Regions from separate parts of the Homo sapiens genome. Here region 2 is linked to region 1. Evidence: chromatin loops called from intact Hi-C (ENCODE). Cell type or tissue: PC-3. All regions are shown on one strand.

Evidence for each region. Hi-C counts contacts between places; a loop is a spot of excess contacts. Peaks named below come from ENCODE experiments on the same cell type or tissue, not always from the same donor. Only the 100,000 strongest peaks of a DNase experiment are listed, where the experiment ranks them.
Region 2: it touches region 1 in a loop (4-fold over the local background); 17 of 110 quality-filtered maps call a loop at or near these places.

The regions. Positions count from the first base shown.
Region 1 is chr2:118,002,160-118,004,659 of GRCh38, forward strand. All of the region lies in intron 3 of CCDC93 (CCC complex scaffolding subunit CCDC93), which reads right to left. Among named protein-coding and RNA genes, the nearest start is that of CCDC93, 11 kb to the right of the region's middle. In PC-3, CTCF peaks have their summits at 1,365 (motif pointing left) and 1,567; a DNase peak (open chromatin) is centred at 1,352.
Region 2 is chr2:117,942,192-117,944,691 of GRCh38, forward strand. It overlaps CCDC93 (CCC complex scaffolding subunit CCDC93), which reads right to left. Exons shown (of 24, transcript NM_019044.5): 18 at 1,833-1,895. Among named protein-coding and RNA genes, the nearest start is that of CCDC93, 71 kb to the right of the region's middle. In PC-3, no CTCF peak of the experiment used is centred here; a DNase peak (open chromatin) is centred at 1,110; H3K27ac peaks cover 1,357 bases.

The DNA.
Region 1 (2,500 bases):
AGGTCACTTAGAACTTACTAGGTGCTTCAAATTCAACAAGTTTTGGGTCTCCCAAAAGTGTTTCTTGTTCAGAGAAGTCTTGTCCACCTTTATCTTTCTGCAGTTCAATAATCCTTCCAAGGAGACAGATACCCTCAAGATGAACATCTGACTCAGGGCTGGGTGAGAGTTATTACTGTCTTATCTATGATTCACTTAGTAGGTTTCACCCCTCAGTCTTAGTATTAACAGTAACTAGGTGACCTAGGAACTAAAGTTAAAACAGCCCCCCAGGGAATGGGCACTAGAGAACACATTAAGAAACAGTGTCTGGTATCTGGAAAATAGCTTCACAAGTTGGGACCAAGGTTAAAACTGCTGAGGACAACAGTAATACCCCACTGATCATAAGATCAAATGTCAGATCCAATGTGTTAATAGAAAAAAATATGGAAGGGGGGAGATTAATCCCTCACTGCACACATTCATAGAAGAGAGGGAGTATCTTCCTCCTAGGAGGGAAGCATATAGGAGAATATTTGCTGCCTCTTCCCCCTCACCCTTCCTCCCTAACAGAGGAAGGGGTGAAGAGTGATTTATCCACAAGTCCTGAGAGGGGCCAGGCATGGTAGCTCATGCATGTAATCCTAGTGCTTTGGAAGGCCAAGGAGGGAGGTCACTTGAGGCCAGGAGTTTGAGACCAGCCTGGGCAACATAGTAAGACCTTGTCTGCATAAAAAAATTTAAAAATTAGCCAGGCATAATGGTGCATTCCTACAGTCCCAGCTACTCAAAAGACTAAGGCAGGAAGATCACTTAAGCCTAGGCGTTTGAGGCTGCAGAGAGCTAAGATCACGCCACAGCACCCTAGACCAGGCAAGAGTGGAACTCTGTCTCTTAAAACAAAACAAAACAAAAGTCCTGAGAGGAAGAAGAAAATTTTCATGCAGCTCTCAGCCACTCCTGGTGCCCTTCCTTTCTGGGCAGCCTGTCTTTGGGACACATGCATCTTTTCTGCCATAAGATATGTTGCCTGCCCCACAGGGGAAGCCAGTGGTTGTCCAGGTCTGCTTGGGACTCACATGGGATAGCTTGGTAGTGAAGCACTAACAAACCCATTTGGCAACATATCTAAGGTTCTCTGTTAAGCTTTTTTTAAAATTTTGATCTCCATCAGACTCTCATAGCTTATTTAATTTCCTTGAAACTTGTAAGAAGAGATGAGTGTTCAACTGGTACTGCTGCCTAAACTCCAAGCTTAGCAAATGAAAATGAATATCAGTTCTGGTTTTGCTCAATGCAGGTCCCAACTAACTATGCAGGGGCACGTGATCAATACAGCCTTTCCTTAGTTACATTTTGGTTCAGCAGGAGGAGAGCTCCCTCTTGTGGCTACAGATATATTGGTTTGCATAGAGTTACCAATTGCCTAGAACCATACATAATAGCTTAAAAACAAGAGGCTGGGACCCACACCACCATCCAGCCTAACCCCCTGCCTTCAGACATGGCATTTCCTGGCCACTCTTCGGAGCCAGCCTACTCACCCAGTTCATAAAGGTCCAGAGAGAAGGCTATCACGGGTCATCCTAGGATTTACAACCCTCTTAAACCCACCTCTCAGAAATTACTGCCAAGTCTGGACAGTCTTGGCAGCCAAGGTGAGGACATGGAGGAAAATGCAGGCAGGCTGGGGGTAGGGAAAGAAAGTGAGAAAGACTTCTTCCAGAAATCTAACAATCCCCTTTCAGCTTCTACCTGCGGCTCTAGGTGGATCCTTCAGATTTCCTAAAAATCACAGAAATTAGCAATTGCAGAGGTCACCAGGCCGGTTTCCTAGACTAAGATTTTAACATGCCCAGCTGTGACTAGTTTGACTCCTTTAGTTTTTAAGAGTGTTCAGTGCACTGCTTTCTTCTCCACTGCAAACAGCTTGAAAGACAGTGAATTAAACCTGGGTCTAAATTCAAGTTCCACCACAACTCTGAAACTTTTGGCAAGTAACTTGGTCCAGGTCCAATACTCCTATCATAAAACTAGGGATAATCCCTACTCAAAGCGGTAGTGAAGGTAAAATAATAAAATACACATGCAAGTGCTTGGAACACAGATGCCCAATAAAATGTTTGTTGTTGAAATGAACTCAGTTATAAATGTAAAATCCCATTTATGGGCCTCTGGCCATAGGACCCTCTGTTAATGGGGCTTCAGAAGAAGATAGAAGTAGAGGATAGAAGCTTATGGAACTCTCAGCAAAGAAAGATGACAGAGAACAAGGCCTCAATTGGGCACATAAAGAAGACAGCTTGAGAGACAACCATGCCGTCAATAGGCAAGTGTGCTCCTTGGACATACGTCCAGCCCACCCATTAAATTGACTAGATATACTGGAAGACGGCAAACATAAGGCAGTTTTAGTCTAAACTGCACCTAACCAGAAACTCTATGGTGGGGGGGAACACCAAACAGAACACATTCCAAAACCAAACAGAAAAGATTTTTAGATGACTCAGTACCCTGT
Region 2 (2,500 bases), 60 kb before region 1:
CTGGTTTTCTTTCAGGAGTCTTAAGATACAACTCTTCAGTCTTTTACTGCATCTGTAACTTTTCACTGGCTACTGACCCTTCTCATCAGCATTTAAATACATTCATGTCCTCACTCCTTAAAAAGCCCTTCTTTAATCGCCATCACCTTTCAGCTACCAGCCTCTCTCTTCCCTTTTACAGGGAAGAGAAATGTACTGAGAGCCATGCACATGGGAGCCTCTGTCCATGCCAGTCCCTCTTCAACCCACTGCAACTAGGCTCTCCCCAGTGCCCCACTGAACTGCTTTTGCCAAAGTCACTGCACACCTTCTCAGGGACACATCTAATGGACAATTCTCAGCTCCTAGCCTTCTTGATTTCTAGTGGCACTTCCCCTCCTCTCAGCTGAGCTCTCTGCTCGGCTCCCACAAGCCTCATGCACTTGTTTTCCCTTCTGGCTGCTCAGGTGCATCTTCACTGGGAGATCCCTTGTTTTGCTCTGCCTATCCTCACATGTGCTCACCAGGGTGTAGTCTCAGGGCCTCTTCCACATTCCACAGCCCCAGTCCTCATCAACACTGCAGACACCCAAATCTCCAGGCCATACTATTCTGGGAGTCAGAGCTGACAACAAAGCACTCCTTGGACATTTCAATGTGGTTGAGTATCCCAACTTTGAAAAGCCCCAAACAGATCTCATTAACACTCCTATTTATTATACTCCTCTCGCCCTTAACCCTAGTCCATTAATTCTCTTTTATGCTTCTCCTCTATGAATAACACAAATATTATTCACCCTTGTGTCAGAAATTCCAGCATCATCCTTGACTCCTCTTTTTATCTCAGATGATACTAAGTTCCATCAGCTACAGCCCTGCAATCTGTCCCATCAGTTCATTTCCATGCATTCTACAGCCACTGCCTAACTCAGGCCCTTGCCCTCAGCAAGCCACTGGCTTTACTGAAGCTTTCCCCTAGCCAGTCTGAAGCTGCCCTTAGAAAGCAATTTGCACATAATCTCCCTTGAACTTTGATGTATATATAGACATGTCTTGGTTCTCAAATAGCCAGCATGTCCAGGAGATGGGTCATCCTATTTATTAGTTATGGGACCTGATCCAATGCTGAATACATATAAAGCACTCAGTCAAAAAGTTTCCAAATATGCAGCTGTACTGTCCCGATTTTATTTAGTTCTGTGCCTCTTTAAAGATTAGTAGTCTGTAACAAGGACAAATTTGACTCACTCTAATTTAACCCTCTCAGCTCAGCAAAGTAAGTAGGTGCCAGAGAGAGGGGAAAGGGGCTCTCACTGGCCTCTGCAGCCTTTTGGCCACTCCTACCCGAGCCCGGCCTTTCCCTCCCAGGGAACAGAAGGTTGGCTTGAACCAAAGTGTGACACAAGGAATTTTTGGCTTTTGAGCTTCCATGAGCCAGATCCCAGCAATGTAGGGGATTTTAAATGTAATTTTGACTCTGCATGAATTAAATTTTAGAGCTAATTTTGAAACCTATCTCCCCCATATTTGATGTCACTCTCACAAACTGCCGGTTATCCAAACAAACAAGCCAATTTCTTCATAAAGAAAATGGGATGTAATATCCACTCTCCACCTGGGGTTAGGATTAACTCAAAGGAGTGGTTGTGAAAGTAATATACCAACAATGTGAGATGTTAATACCAACATCTTAAATCACTGAGTTACACTCCAGATAGAAAGAAGACTGGGGAACAGCAGCCTCATTACTTATTTTCTCTAGTTCTTAGATATTGAGACTTTCTAGTTATGTCATAGGACATTTATACCTAGTTAGAAGCATTTATGCATATTTTTGTCCTTCTTTTACTCACCTGTAGTAAACGTATCTTGTAAAGTTTCTCTTTCTCCATATTATACCGTCTGTCTAGGTCTTCCTAAAAATTGGAAAAGGCTGTAATTATCTGGGAATAGAAAACTTTCACTCTTTAATGGAGTCTTTGAAAGTTGAATATGTTTTTATCATATCTCCCCCATCCTAAGGCCTTAAATTTCTCTTCTTAAATGCCCAAGTTTACTGTCTGGGTCCTGTCTCATATGAGACCCTTGATACCCTCTCATATCATGTTATAACAACTCTTCCTTCTGGGACCCAGGGCAAATCCAGTATTCTTAAGTGAAGTAACCTCCAAATGTATATGCCCTTCCCCTGCAAAAACCTATGATGATGTAGAGACAAATCATTAGTTAAAGAATGTGTTGTACTATGCCTGTGTTTGGAGATGATGCTAGTTTTCTATGTTTCTACTTAGAGCTGTGTTATCCAATGTGATAGCCACTAGCCACAGCAGACAGTGCGGAACAGAACATTTCTATCACTGCAAAAAGTTCTTTTGGACAGCATTGATATAGAAAATAGAAACTAGTCCCTCATTGAACCCAGCAATGAGACATGGCTGGATGAGACATGGTAAGAGACATGGCTGGATGGTTTGTCGCCTCAGAGAAAGTTACAAAAGGGGTCAAAGGAGTGCCTCCTTCC